Regions from separate parts of the Homo sapiens genome. Here region 2 is linked to region 1. The links are chromatin loops, found by intact Hi-C in ENCODE. Cell type or tissue: psoas muscle. All regions are shown on one strand. Each heading gives the region's core, and the rest is flanking DNA. Links, peaks and the distances in the headings are about the cores only.

The links. A loop is a pair of places that touch in the nucleus more often than their neighbours do. Peaks named below come from ENCODE experiments on the same cell type or tissue, not always from the same donor. Only the 100,000 strongest peaks of a DNase experiment are listed, where the experiment ranks them.
Region 2: a loop joins it to region 1, with 3 times the contacts of the local background. A loop is called at or near these places in 2 of 110 quality-filtered maps.

The regions. Positions count from the first base shown.
Region 1 is chr12:64,730,640-64,738,579 of GRCh38, reverse strand. It overlaps GNS (glucosamine (N-acetyl)-6-sulfatase), which reads left to right. Exons shown (of 14, transcript NM_002076.4): 9 at 1,473-1,576. Among named protein-coding and RNA genes, the nearest start is that of GNS, 25 kb to the left of the region's middle. In psoas muscle, for the core only: no CTCF peak of the experiment used is centred there; a DNase peak (open chromatin) is centred at 4,529; H3K27ac peaks cover 863 bases.
Region 2 is chr12:64,420,518-64,428,457 of GRCh38, reverse strand. It overlaps XPOT (exportin for tRNA), which reads right to left. Exons shown (of 25, transcript NM_007235.6): 8 at 7,937-7,940; 9 at 6,987-7,223; 10 at 5,415-5,453; 11 at 5,214-5,276; 12 at 3,735-3,859; 13 at 3,276-3,420; 14 at 3,001-3,120; 15 at 2,549-2,643; 16 at 338-407. Among named protein-coding and RNA genes, the nearest start is that of XPOT, 20 kb to the right of the region's middle. In psoas muscle, for the core only: no CTCF peak of the experiment used is centred there; no DNase peak of the experiment used is centred there.

The DNA of each region.
Region 1 (7,940 bases), core at 1,439-6,438:
CAGCCTCCCTAAGTGCTAGGAGTACAGACGTGAGCCACACGCCTGGCCTGTGAATATTTTTAAACACTCAAAGTAGAGAATAGTAAAATAACCTCCATTATCCAGCTTAGATTTTCAGCTGCATGAGGCCAGTCTTTTGAATTCTTCCTACTCTCCCTGTGTTTTTCTTTTGTTACTAGAAGGTTTTGAAGCAACTCCCATACACATGACTCCAGGATTCAACACCGGATTATGCATCTGACTCTGGTTATTATGTATCAAGATGCAGACCACCAGCCTCAGTGGCTCACACCTATAATCCCAGCACTTTGGGAGGCCAAGGCAGGTGGATCACCTGAGGCCAGGAGTTCCAGATCAGCCTGGCCAACATGGCATAACTCTTTCTCTACTAAAAATACAAAAATTAGCCAGGTGTGGTGGCACATGCCTGTAGTCTCAGCTACTCGGGAGGCTGAGGCAGGAGAATCTCTTGAACCCAGGAGGCAGAGGTTGCAGTAAGCCAAGATCGTGCCACTGCACTCCAGTGTGGGTGACAGAGCGAGACTCCATCTCAAAAAAAAAAAAAAAGATGCAGGCAAAGTCCACATACTACCTTTAGTTCTTGTATCTCCTAACTCTGTCATTTGCCACGAATTTACAGGGAGAAGTGGGTCTTTGTCCATCAGAATGTCTCACATTTTGAATTTGGCTAACTGCTGTCTTATAGTGCCTTAACTTGTTCATCTCTAGTTAGCATTTCCTATAGATTGGTAGTTAGATTAGGGACTTGATAGAAGTTTGCATTTTCAGGTGACAGTGCATCCTCACCTGCTGCTGTGTACTTCCTGTTGCATCATGTCATGAGGCCCGTGGCATCTGGCTGCACTGTTTTTGGAGTGCTGGTGTTGATTGATGAGTCAGGTGGTTTCAGCCTTAGCTCTTCCTATGAGCTTTTCTGTTGTTCCATTGATGATTGCTGCCTAAATTCATTATTCCCTCAGAAACTGCAAAATATTGATTTTGTAATCCTGTCCTTTCTTTTGTATTTATTAGCTGAAATTCCTCAGAGAAGAACTTCCCCTTATCAGTTATTTGGTTATTTTGAGATGCAGTTTATTCAGGAAACACAGGATAGGTGTTTTTGTTCATTTGACAGTTTTTGGAGTAAACTTCATTCAGTTGTGATGAGGCTGAGTAGCATGCATAATTTTTTATGTATTTGTGTTTCAATACTTTCCTGTCATTATTTTTGCTTATTTTGTTCTATCATAAGCCAGGGAGTCCCTTCTAGTCATTTGTTTAGAGAAGATGAATTTGTTGTTTTCCTGCCTTGTAGTAACAAGAGACCCAGGCAAATTTCAGCTTTCTATTAAAACACCAGAATCAGTAGAACAAAGTTGTTTTAGTTTTGGCTGTGGATTAAATGAGTGAAACATAACATGAGCAAGGCTCCTGTCTTGGCTCCATCTTTACATTGTGTGTTTTGTTTTCAGGACAGTTTTCCTTGCCAATAGACAAGAGACAGCTGTATGAGTTTGATATCAAAGTTCCACTGTTGGTTCGAGGACCTGGGATCAAACCAAATCAGACAAGCAAGGTAGGTGCCTGACAAGCTGGTGCTGTGGACAGGTAGGCACTTGCCTGAGAAAATAAGGTGTTTCCTCCTGAGATAAGATTGGTTAGGTTCCTCTTCCCACTAGGGCTGAGCAGCAGAAGAGTTTTTAAGTGGAAACAATGATTGCTTTTTTTTTTCCTTAACTTCCCACTGCTCTCTGTATCTGTATTTTCACCCCACATATACATGTCTCATTAGAATGCATAGCTTTTCTTTGTCTTTTGAGACTAGATCTTTACTTTGTTCTGGAGCAGTGACTCTCAACAGAGGATGTGCATCAAAATTGCCCTCCGAAACTGAAGAAGAAAAATGGTACGTGCTTGGGCAATATCCAGAAAGAGTATGATTGACTCACTTGGTCTGGAATAGGGACCCAACATCTGCCTTTTTTCCTTTTGAAGTTTGCAGGTGATTCTGAGAGGCAGCCTGGTTTGGGGCCCACTGCCTTGTAGAGCAGAGCCCCTCAGGCTTTTCTGTGTGTGAATCCCCTGGGATCTGGTTAAAATGCAGATTCTGCTTCTCCATTTCTGATCAGCTCCCGGGTGATGTCTGCTGCTGGCCTGACCTTGCTTTGAGTATAAGGCTATCAAAAACATGTCTTCTAGGAATTAGTCTTTCCCTGTGCTGGGCTCTTCCTTATGAATGCTTTGTTGCTTTCCTGGTTCTCTCTCCTAGAACTGCCATAATATGCCACATTGTTCTGTTGTCTTTCCCATTTGGTTTCAGTGTCTTTTTCTAAACGTGGTACCTAATGCTGAGGCACTTTGTTCCTAGCAGTCATGAGGACCTTCATCCAAAATACTGTCCTCCAACACTCAGGAGAAAAGAATTGACAGCCTCCACCAGCTATGTCTTCTCTCCTTCCTGATATCACAATTTCAGTTTCAGTCCCAGTTCTGTGAGACCAAGGAAGATGAACAAATACACACTTTAAGCTAAAATTGCAAAGTGGGTTTTTAAATGGGCCAGACTTTCTGGGTATATTGGGTACTTTAGTTTAATTTTGGAGCTTGATGTTTACTTGTTTAAATGTCTATTTTTCACTTATTTCCTTTTAAAACACTCTTGATGGAATTCTGTTAAAATTCTCTTGGAAGGGTAAAATGGCCTTCATAATTACGTTTTGTGTTTTTCTCTGAAGACCCACATTCCTAAAGCTAGTCACTTTTCCCTACAAATTTCAGTGCCTTCTAAACAGGCTTCCTCTTTCAAAGGAGATAAGCAAGTTTAGAAGACCATTAAATCTTAAAAGTGTTTTCTTGAGGTTGGTGTTTGGAACTGATTGAGGAGACCATGTCAGCAGCCATGTTCTGTTTTTAGGAGCAGGGCTACCTCAGCCCACATGGGAAGGAGGCTGAATGAGATCATAGTGAAATGTGTCAGCCAGCTGCCTGTGGAAAAAACTGTTCCTTTTTTTCTTTAAGTTAACATTGCCATCTAAATGTTAAAAATCAGAAACTTCACCTTCTCTAAGCAATCTAAATGAAGTCTGGTTCCTGAGAAGCCATTTCAATAATATAGCTAACATTTATTGAGTGTTTAGTATGGGACAGGTGCTATTCTAAGTTTATTACCTGATTTAACTCATTCAATCCTCACAGTTGATGAGATAGAGGTACTGTTATCCCTATTTTGCAGATGAGGAAAACTGAAGCAGAGAAGTTGTTTGCTGAAGATCACGTAGCCAAAAAGTAGCAGAGCCCTGCATTTGAACTGGGGCAGTCTGGCTCCAAAGTCTGTATACTTAACCATTACATTATAGTTCAGTCAACAAGTATTTATTATCTTCCTTGCCAGCACGGTACACCAAGGAGCCTTGCATACGGCAAGGAGCAATCAAACAAGATGAGTTTTGTTTTGTTTTTTCATTTTTTTTGAGATGGAGTCTTGCTCTGTCACCCAGGCTGGAGTGCAGTGGTGCGATCTCAGCTCACTGCAAGCTCCGCCTCCTGGGTTCACGCTATTGTCCTGCCCAGCCTCCCTAGTAGCTAGGACTATAGGTACCTGCCACCATGCCCAGCTAATTTTTTGTTTTTGTTTTTGTTTTAGTAGAGATGGGGTTTCACCGTGTTAGCCAGGATGGTCTAGATCTCCTGACCTCATGATCTGCCTGCCTCGGCCTCCCAAAGTGCTGGGATTACAGGCGCGAGCCACCATGCCTGGTCACAAGATCAGTTCTTAAATCCTTGTGTCAGGGAGCACCAGATATTTAAGCTGCAGTGGTCAGTGAAAGCCTCTTAGGCATTTGGCATTTGAGCAGATGTGGATGTTGAGAAGGATTTAGCTGTGCAGAGATCTGTGGGAAGAGTGTCCTGAGCAGGACGGTAAATGCGAAGGCCCAGATGTAGGGATAAGCTAGGCTTGTTCAAGAGACAGAAGGTAGCAGTTGTACTGAACTCCTTGTACTTCCTAAGCGGACCTTCTCTGTCACCTCCTGGCTTTTGTACAAGTGACTACTCCTTCCTTCTGGAATGCCCATCTCGCGCCTTCTTCAGCTAGTCAAGTTAATTGTCCTTTAGGGCTTTGGTTTACCGCTCCCTCTGGGAAGTCGCTTCATAATCCTGCTCCCACATGGGGTAGATGCCCCTTCCTATATGTTCCCAGCTGGCCTCACACTTGTCACACCCTATTAAGTTTGTCTTTTTCAGTCTAGGATGTCCTAGAAAAGAGGAACTATCTAAACTTAAAATATCCAGCCCCTAACATACACTGGGGAACATCCACATTGGTTGAATGGATTTTGCCAAGGTCGCAAAGTAAGTGGCAGATCAGGGACTGAAAATTAAGTCTGTGCATTCTCAGAATTTACATTGCTGCATTGACAGGTGTAATTTGAGAAGCATGAAATGCCCCAGCTTTCCCCTGGCACAAAGAATGTCGGAGACGATGGGTGATGCATCATGTGTTGGCAGCATAGTTGTCTCAGTGCCAGCTGTTCTGTGTGAGTGGCACAGGCTTGTGAGTTGGGCATAATGAGCTGAGCTGTCAGCAGCCTTGACAGCCAGATCAGTGCACATTTAACTGACTGGTGGACTTAAGCTGTGTGGGAGAAATGGGACAAGGTCATATGTGTAGATGTCAAAGATTGACTATTGACGTTTTCTCCTCTGACTAGTTTAGCTTTAGATTTGGTGGTAGAAGTTCTGCAAAAGGAATTCTAAAAAGGAAAAGGTTAGTAGGAAAACTAGAATGACACAGCACCGTCCCAGGGAAATAGAACTGAACTGGGAGTCAGGAAGACGACCTGTTGGCTTTGGACAAAATCAGCCTTGGTTCCCCTACTTTTGTAAAAGTAAGAGGATGTTAAGCCTCCATTATCAGGTGGAACCAGGTGATGCCCCAGCTTCTTCCTTGTCAGGAAAGCTGGAACTGAGGGGCAAGTCCAGCTGAAGCAACCAAGATATGGGATTCTGCACTTTCTCATGTAGTTACAGTGCTTTTCACTAAATGGATTTGGGGTGCTTTCTGGTATGTTTGGAGCCTTTTCTTTGATAACTCTACAGAAATTCAACATCAGGGTTTGGGTGTCTGGAAACCTGATGTGTTCTGAGAGCCCGTTGCCATCTTGTTCTTTTCAGTAATTATGCAAGTGTCATTCTTTCAGAGCAAGAATAAGCAGGTTCAATGCATGATACCCTTTGATTTAAGCCCCAGGAATTTTTTTTTTTTTTTTTTTTTTTTTTTTTTTGAGACAGGGTCTTGCTCTGTAACTTAGGCTGGAGTGTGGTGGCACAATCTTGGCTCACTGCATCCTCCACCTCCCAGGCTCAGGTGATTCTCCTACCTCAGCCTCCTGAGTAGCTGGGACTATAGGTGCACACCACCATGCCCAGCTAATTTTTGTTTTTTGTTTTTTGTTTGTTTGTTTGTTTTTGTAGAGACGGGGTTTCATTATGTTGCCCAGGCTGGTCTGGAACACCTGGGCTCAAGCAATCAGCCCTCCTCCCCTCATTACAGGCATGAGCCACCACAGCCAGTCTACCCCAGGGTTTTCTAAGGACTTTCATTTGATTAGGATATTTATATACTTAAATCCTAAGAACATTCTCAACCTGAGAAAGTGATTTATCAAATAATTTATTTTTTTGTCTGGGCATGGTGGCTCACGCCTGTAATCCTAGCACTTTGGGAGGCCAAGGCAGGTGTGGATCACCTGAGGTCAAGAATTTGAAACCAGCCTGGCCAACATGGTGAAACCTTGTCTCTACTAAAAATACAAAAATTAGGCCAGGCGCGGTGGCTCACGCCTGTAATGCCAGCACTTTGGGAGGCCGAGGCAGGCGGATCAGGAGGTCAGGAGATCGAGACCATCCTGGCTAACACAGTGAAACCCCGTCTCTACTAAAAAATACAAAAAATTAGCCAGGTGTGGTGGCGGGCGCCTATAGTCCCAGTTACTCGGGAGACTGAGGCAGGAGAATGGTGTGAACCCAGGAGGCGGAGCTTGCAGTGAGCCAAGATCACACCACTGCACTCCAGCCTGGGCAACAGAGTGAGACTCCATCTCAAAAAAAAAGAGGCTGGGCGCGGTGGTTCACACCTGTAATCCCAGCACTTTGGGAGGCTGAGTCAGGCGGATCACGAGGTCAGGAGATCGAGGCCATCCTGGCTAAAACGGTGAAACCCCGTCTCTACTGAAAATACAAAAAAAGTAGCTGGGCGTGGTGGCAGGCGCCTGTAGTCCCAGCTACTTGGGAGGCTGAGGCAGGAGAATGGCATCAAACCGGGAGGCAGAGCTTGCAGTGAGCTGAGATCGTGCTACTGTACTCCAGCCTGGGTGACAGAGTGAGACTCCGTCTCAAAAAAAAAAAAAAAACAACAAAAAAAAAAAATTAGCCAGGTGTGGTGGCAGGTGCCTGTAATCCCAACTACTTGGGAGGCTGAAGCAAGAGTATTGCTTGAACCCAGGAGGTGGAGATTGCAGTGAGCCGAGATCGCACCATTGCACTCCAGCCTGGGCAACAGAGCAAAAAATCTGTCTCAAAAAATAGATATATTTTTGGTCTTGTCAAAGCTTTTTCTGTTCCAATCCGTAAATGATTTTTTTGTTTGTTTGAGATAGGTGCTCTCTCACCAGGTTGGAATGTGGTGGCTCAAACATGGCTCACTGCAGCCTTGGCCTCCTGAGCTCAAGTGATCCTCCTGCCTTGGCCTCCCAAAGTGCTGGGATTACCAGCGAGAGCCACTGTGCCCAGCCCTTAAATGAATTTTTAAGTTTATACTAGACAAAAGCAATACTGTGAAACTAGTGTTTCTCAAAGTCATCACATTGATGGGTGAATCCATCCAAATTCTTGGTTATATAAAAACCAGAGGTAGGTATAATTCTTTTTAACTCTTCATTCATACTTGGTATTTGCTAGAAGTCTCCCATCTCCTGATATAGTATGCTAATTTTGAGACTGTCCGCTTATTCAAATAAAATTCTAGAAGAGGAGACATTTTATCCATTATATTTAGGGGAGTGTGATCATTATAGATTTCTAGGGAGAAGGAGTCCTGGAATGACTTGTGCTTACGGTACTTGTGCTGAATCTTAGTGACTTTGGATTTATACTGGAACTTACCCCTTTATCTCCAGAGAGCAAAATGCCATTAGAAAGAGCCTCGGCTGGGTGCAGTGGCTCACGCCTGTAATCCCAGCACTTTGGGAGGCCAGGGCAGGCGGATCACTTGAATTCAGAAGTTTGAGACCAGCCCAGGCAACATGGCATTGCTACGAAAAATAAAAAAATACAAAATTTAGCTGGGCATCATGGTGTGTACCTGTAGTCCCAGTTGCTCTGGATGCTGAGGCAGGAGGATCAGTTGAGTCTGGGAGGTCAAGGCCACAGTGAGCTGTGATTGTGCCACTGCACTCCAGCTCGGGTGACAAAATGAGACCCTGTCTCAAAAAACAACAAAACAAAAAAGAGCTTCCCCCCACCTCACCAAAAAAGGAACAAGCCTCCCATTATACAGGTGGTGGCTCTTGCAATTTTTGGTGAGATGACAGTCACCATTTTATATCTCTGGGTTTTTTTATGTTTCCTCTTTTCTTTTAAAACTGCCTTGGACATCATAGTAGTATCTGAGGAACTGGCTTCACCTCATTCATTTTACAGATATCACTGAAGATCTGTTAGTCACACTTCAGGGTCTGTAGATGGCTTGTTGTCTTGATCTCATTCTGGAGATGGTATCTCTCTCTGACCCTCCTTTCCTGCTGTGACCTCTTCCATATTGACATTCACACTTGATGACTGTTTTCCAAGCTGCTCAGTTTGCCTGGGGGTCTTCGAACCAGGAAAATTATCTGTAACAGTGGGTCTTGTATCATCCCTGGAGACATCGTTTTTTGTGTGTG
Region 2 (7,940 bases), core at 1,345-6,344, 310 kb after region 1:
TTTTTTAAATTTTTATTTTCTTTTGGTTTTTAAAATTTTTAATATACTTTTCATTTTAACAGCAAGCTCATCTTTAATGAATTTTTTCTTCTTCATAAAATGCTTCAACATTTTAACAATATACCCCATGCTGCCAAATTGATCTGTCAACTCTTGATTCCTATTACTATGTTTTGTTTACTATGTCAACAGAATTTTGGTAAATAGAACTAATCTTTGCACATACACTTCCCTCCACCACCAATTTTTTTTTTTAAATGCCAACAAAGGCAAGGCTAATGGCACGTGTGGCTTCAATGAATTCTGGGTAAAATATCTTAAAGAGACAGATACTTACAGGTGGAGAAAGCTCTAATAAATCTTGTATTCTATTCAAAATATCCTCAATGAAAGGATTCATTTGCTTACTGAAAAACAGAAAAAGGAAATCACAATTAATAACAGTGCTCAAAACAGTGCTAAAATACCAAATTCCCCCTTTAAGACAGAACTAAAAAAAAGTTCAGTTGTAGGCTAGTCACTTCTGATTAAGATTAGCTATGGTTAATTTTTAAAAATTACCTTTATCTGCTCTGTAGTGATAAGATTGTCAAAATGACTTACAATCTTATAAACCTAATAAGGAGTAGTTTTCATTCGCAAAAAATAGTACTAGTAAAGAATAATACAGGCCAAGTGCAGTGGCTCATTTCTGTAATCCCAACACGTTGGGAGGCCGAGGTGGGAAGACTGAGCTAAAGAATTTGAGACCAGGCTGGGCAATGTGGTGAGACTGATTCTACAAAAAATACAAAAATTAGCCGGCCATCGTCACACGCCTGTAGTCCCAGGTGCTCAGGGGGCTGAGGTGGGAAGATCACCTGAGCCTGAGGAGGTTGAGGTTGCAGTGAACTGGGATCCAGCCACTATACTCCAGCCTAGGCGACAGCATGAGACCCCCATCTCAAAAAAATAACAACAAAAAACAATGAAAACTTTTACTATTGAACTAAGTACTTGGCTGATGAGCAGGAAAGGAAGTGGCAACATAAAAAGGGGGCTGGGCGCGGTGGCTCATGCCTGTAATACCAGCACTTTGGGAGGCTGAAGAGGGTGGATCATCTCAGGTCAGGAGTTCAAGGCCAGCCTGACCAACATGGTGAAGCCCCATCTCTACTAAAAATACAAAAAATTAGCCGGGTGTGGCGATGGACACCTGTAATCCTGGCTACTCAGTAGGCTGAGGCAGGAGAATCGCTTCAACCCAGGAGGCAGGGGTTGCAGTGAGTCAAGATCATGCCATTGTACTCCAGCCTGGGCAACAAGAACGAAAATCTGTCTCAAAAAAAAAAAAAAAAAAAGGTCGGGAGTACATCTACCTGACCTGACAAAGCATGACTTGACTTGAACAGGAAGAACCAAATCTACCATAGGCTCTTGGAAAATAATTTATATGTCTACTTTTTTTTTATTTCCATCTTCATTTTATTTTTTTGAGACAGAGTTTCACTCTTGTCACCCAGGCTGGAGTGCAATGGCACGATCTCTGCTCACTGCAAATTCTGCTTCCTGGGTTCAAGTGATTCTCCTGCCTCAGCCTTCTGTTAGCTGGGATTACAGGTGCCCACCACCATGCCCGGCTAATTTTCTGTATTTTTAGTAGAGACCGGGTTTCATCATGTTGGCCAGGCTAGTCTCAAACTCCTGATCTTAGGTGATCCACCCGCCTCAGCCTCCCAAAGTGCTGGGATTACAGGCGTGGGCCACCGCGCCAGGCCTCCATCTTCATTTTAAATTCAGGGGGTACACATGGAGGTTTGTTACACGGGTATATCACGGGATGCTGAGGTTTGCGCTTCTATTGATCCAATCCCATTGCCCAGATATTGAACACAGTACCCAACAGGAAGTTTTTCAGCACTTGCCCCACTCCCTCATTTTGGAGTCCCAAGTGTCTTTTGTTCCCAGCTTCATATCTGTGTGTACCCAAGATTTAGCTCTCACTTATAAGTGAGAACATGTGGCATTTGTTTTTTTGTTTCTGCGTTAATTTGCTTAGATTAAAGGCCTCCAGCTGCATCCATGTTGCTGTAAAGGACATGATTTTGTTCTTTGTTATGGCTGTTTAGTATTTCATGATGTATGTGTACTACATTTTCTTTTTCTTTTTTTTTTTTTTTGAGACTGAGTCTCACGCTGTCACCCAGGCTGGAGTGTGATCTTGGCTCACTGCAACCTCCACCTCCCAGGTTCAAGCGATTCTCCTGCCTCAGCCTCCTGAGTAGGTGGGATTACAGGAACCCGCCACCATGCCTAGCTAATTTTTTGTATCTTTAGTAGAGATGGGGTTTCACCATGTTGGCCAGGCTGGTCTCCAACTCCTGACCTTGTGATCGGCCTCCCAGAGTGTTGGGATTATAGGCATGAGCCACCATACCTGGCCTACATTTTCTTTATCTAATCCACCACTGATGGGCACCTAGGTTGATTCCATGTCTTTACTATTGTTTTACATCTATCCAGTAACTTAAAAAATAACTAAACATAATAGCTGCAATTTTATACTTACTTGAGAGATTTGACAAATCTAGAAAACAGGTAAGCCGTCCTGCTCCGAACTTTTGCACTGGAATGCCGCAGACCTCTGTGATCTAAGAAAGCCATCTAAAGAAGGAGACACTTTTACTATTTCTGCATTTTTTCAAGGGTTTTGTTGATATTGTCCTGCTACATTTTTGTTCACACCAAATTTTACTTCTTAGCTCCTAAAAGGCAGGGACTAGGAATATACGAGTAATTCTAAACTACACACAAACAGTCCCTTGAGAACTTGTTTTAGTTGACTAATTGGGCACAAACTATCCATTTAAAAGAAATGGAGGAGGGGTTACTTTCAGTGTGTGCCAAGCACTTCTGAGAGGTTTTGATTCTGAGAAAAGTTATAGACAGAAAAATACAATACTACACTATCAAGTCATTAGCTGAAACCCATGGAAAGTAACAAAAATCCAGAGTACTTACTAGTACACATGGAATGTGCTGAGGTTCAACTGTGAAAAACTTTTCATATCTAACAACAGTTTCGAAGAACTCCAATGTCACAGATGTATGCTGATAGGAACTGACTCCTGATGTTACCAGCTAGATCAGGAAAAAGTTAGGAAACCTCTTCTTATTTATTGCAACATCAAAATGCCCCGGTATTAACATATACTAAGCTCTAACAATTAAGGAACTCCCATTAGCTTATACTGAAAACAGAAATTTATGGTCAAAATTATCTCCAGTATACTTACAGTTCGCATCATATCCTGCAAAGCACTAGCTTTTGAAACATCACCTGAGAAGTGAGCACCATGAGATACTGGAAGAGCTTCTGCCAACATATACAGCAATCTTATTGCTACTTCAACTTCCATAAACCGTGTAGTCTGCCAATTCCTACCAAGGTATAATATGTCAGTGAGATTTAAAGATAAATTTTTCATACAGCAAATTATGCACAGGGTAAGACACCAACAAAAGCCTTTTTAATTATTAAAAAGTCATAGCAACTGTTAACTTTCCCAGGCAATACATCACAAAGGTAGAAAGGATCAAGATAAATCAAGAAGACAAGTGCATTGTTTCCAGAGATACACATAAGATCTCAATAAGTAACATGGATTAATAAGTCATATGAATCATTTATTTTGACCCATATCAAAGAGCAAAAGAAAGAAGTAGGCTTGTTACAAAAGTAATGACAAACTTACTGCAGTGTAGAACTAAAAACTCTGCGAACAGAGGCCAGTAGTAACTCTGGTGAAACTTGAGCAAGCCTGTCCAACAGTAACTTCAGTTGTTTTCTATATTCTACAAACATGGCTTCATCTTCACCCTATGATACAGGTTAAAATCCTCATTCAAAAAACTTATGGGTTGATCGGCGCAGCAAACCACCATGGCTACATGTATACCTATGTAACAAACCTGCACGTTCTGCACATGTACCCCAAAACTTAAAGTATAATAATAAAAATTAAAAACTTAAAAGACCTTAAAATTCATGTAAATATCCAGTTCTCCTGTATTTTTCCGCATTTACATATTTCGTACTTTTATTTTTGTCACTATTTATATAGAAAAACTTATTAAGCTTAATAACTTCTTCCCTCCAGCTCACAAATAAGTATTTCTGCACAAAGCCGTAGACCTCAAAAGCCTAGAGCTAGAAATAGTCTAAGAAGGTTAAAGACAATACTCTAGCACTAGAATGGGCTTTGAATTCTTTGCACCTTATTTATTCTTGTAAGTCAATATCCACTGTAAAAAGTGGTAATAATATGGTATAACTGGAGATATTCAATCTTAGGAGCCTGGCACATCCCAGGTGCGCAGTGTGTTGGTCAGCACCACTATTATCCTTTTACAACCCTAAGTTTTTGAATGTCTGAGGTGGGGGAATACAACACTTTAGAACAAAGCTTAGCAGCAAATACCATGACTGAATACCTAGAAAGCACCAATGGCCCTTGTTTGATGGGAAGCTGACCCACTCACAATCTTGAAAAAGACCTTTAACTGGAACAAGTCTAGAGCGCCTCATTTCCACTCTGCCAATACAGTCTTGTGACTGGAGTTCATCATTCTTACAAAATATAAAGTGAAATATGATCACCAATAATATTATCAATATTTTACTATGTTCAGTGCTACACAGTATTTGTAAAAGGGCTGTTAATGGGACAGGTGCAGTGGCTCACACCTATAATCCCAACACTTTGGGAGGCTGAGGCAGGCAGATCACTTGAGGCCAGGAGTTCAAGACCAACTTGGCCAACACGGCGAAACCCCGTCTCTACTAAAAATACAAGAATTAGCCGGGCATGGTGGCACATGCCTGTAATCCCAGCTACTAAGGTGGCTGAGGCACAAGAATCACTTGAACCCAGGAGGCAGAGGATGCAGTGAGCTGAGATGGCACCACTGCACTCCAGCCTGGGTGACAGAGTGAGACTCTGTCTCAAAGCAAAAAAAAAGGAGGGGGGGTGGTTGTTAATGGATAAAATATCAAAAAGGAAGGATTAAGAGGCTTCTATTAATTTCACCCAAGGTTGGTGTCAATATAAACAGACTAATTTTTCAAGAACTTCATGTTTTAAAGGGCCCCGAAACAATAAGAACTTGAAATATTAATTTGATATAATAATAAAATTAAAACTCCTTTCTCCTCAACAAAAAAAAATTCTTACCTCATTTTCAAAGTTATATTCTTCATCGTAAGTCAATTTTTTCATAACGGCCAACATGATTGCCTAAGAATAAAATTGAGAATAAAAGAGTTTTTGTCAGTCTCCTTCTAATTTGATATAATTTGAAATTAAGCTACATTTCAAGGCAAATTACAGACTAAAAATCTATCATTGGTTTAAAAGAAGCATAAAGTCAATTACCTCTACATTAGCTTTTTGCTGATCCGAGAGCACTGTAAGCTGTTAAAAAGGAAGCAATAACTTATTAGGTTTTCTAAAGTTATACCTGCATATCAGAACATTTTTCGAATCAATTAAGACCTGGTTTTTTTTTTTTTTTTTGAGACAAGGTCTTGCTCTGTTGCCCAGGCTGGAGTGCAGTGGCGCAGTCATGGCTCACTGCAACCCCCAACTCCCTGGCTCAAGAGATCCTCCCACCTCACCCTCCCAAGTTAGCTGGGACCGCAGGCATGTGCCACCACACTTGGCTAGTTTTCTTTTTATTATTTATAGAAATGGAGTCTTCCTATGTTGCCCAGGCTGGTCTCAAACTCCTGGCCTCAAACAATCCTCCCGCCTCAGCCTTACCAAGTGCTGGGATTACAGGTGACAGCCATTATGCCTGGCCTGTAATCAATCAAGATCTTTGAAAACATGCACACAACTTTTTTGGAGGGCAGTTTAGCAGCAGCTGCCTATATTTAAAATATACCTAACCTAAGATCAAGTAATGCCACTTCTAGTAAGTAACTTGACATGTAGACAAAGACACCTATAACATATTCTGCAAAGGTTTTTAAACAAAGCAAAACAAGCCTACAAAACCATTAAGAGATATACAATGGAATTACCAATAGTGATCATACCTTTCCACACTGCATAAAATTTCTTGAAGTATACATAAAGATACATGTTATGTTTACTACAATAAAACAGAAACTAAAGTCATTTGGGAACATATTTTAAGTTTGACTTGACTCAATTAATTCAAAGTAAATATACAGAAATGGCTTTCATCTAATATCATATTGATAAGTTACTAATTATTTTAATTGCTAAATGCTATAATATGGAGACTAACACCACCTACAAGTTCTTTCTGGAAGTGGGGGAAACTTTAATTGTAAAAAATTGTTGCCGGGCGTGGTGGCTCACACCTGTAATCCCAGCACTTTGGGAGGCTGTGGTGGGCAGATCACCTGAGGTAGGGAGTTCAAGACCAGCCTGACCAACATGGAGAAACCCTGTCTACTAAAAGTACAAAATCAGCTGGATGTGGTGGTGCATGCCTGTAATCCCAGGTACTTGGGAGGTTGAGGCAGGAAAATCGCTTGAACCTGGGAGGTGGAGGTTGTGGTGAGCTGACATCACGCCATTGCACTCCAGCCTGGGCAACAACAGCAAAACTCCGTCTCAAAAAAGAAAAAAAAATTGTTTATGAGAAATGAATGATGTATATGTAAATTAAAATAACAAACCATGCTTATGAAAATTTCAACTGTATTCACAAATAAAGACAGGTTCAAAATAAAAAAAAAAACCTAAACCTATAACTACCTCTGAAGCTGGTTAGTCTACTGAATTTAGAACCTGAAACTATTTTCTGGCCAATTCTTTTTTTTTTAAGATGGAAATACATTAGTATTTAACAGTAAATATCTTTAGGTAGTAGAATTATGGGTATTTTCTCATTTTTAATTTTTCCATATTTTCCACTTCTCCATGGCTCCTTTGTATTATGTATTGAGCAAAAAGAATAAAACAAAAACTTACCTGTTTCAAAATATGAAGATAATCGTAACAAAATCCAATAATATTAGAAGAAATATCATCATCCTCATGAATTAGTAGCTGCAACATCAGTGCCACTTTTGTTTCAATAGCTTGTAGTGCCTCTTGAGCATTCTTAATATCCCCATTCTTAATTAATTTACTCCAACTAACTATCAATGACTGTCCCATTCCATTTACCAACTTAGAAAATCTGGCCAGGAAGTCAACATCTTCTTCCTATAAGCAATCAAGACACATCTCTGTTTAAAACTGCCTGCCCAAGCTAAGAGGAAAAACTGAACTTTAATATGAATCAAGTGCTAATTACAGGATTCAATTTTAAAATGACGTCATATATTTAACAATTCCAGGCTGGGCACGGTGGCTTATGCCTGTAATCCCAGCACTCTGGAAGGCCGAAGTGGGTGGATTACCTGAGGTCAAGAGTTCGAGACAAGCCTGGCCAACATGGTGAAACCCCGTCTCTACCAAAAAGGTAAAAAATTTGCCGGGTGTAGTGGCATGCGCCTGTAATCTCAGCTACTCGGAAGGCTGAGACAGGAGAATCACTTGAACCCGGGAGACGGAGGTTGCAGTGAGCCGAGACTGTGCCACTGCACTCCAGCCTGGGCAACAGAGTGAGACTCCATCTCAAAAAACAAAACAAAACAAAAAATCTCAATTCCACTATGAACAAGTTGTGTCAGCATCTCCTAAGAGTTTGTGAGAAATGTGCAATTACAGGCTTTCAGGTTTAAGAACTGGTATAACCCATTCTCCAAGGAGAATGCTACTGAGAACATTTTGGCTAGATGCAGTGGTTTATATTATAATCTCAAGGGGAGTTTATAACATTTAGAAGAAAAAAAGCTATTATTATATTTAACTTAGTACCTATCCCAGTTTGTTCTAACAACTTTACATACAATGTTTTATATAAATTTACCAACCTGG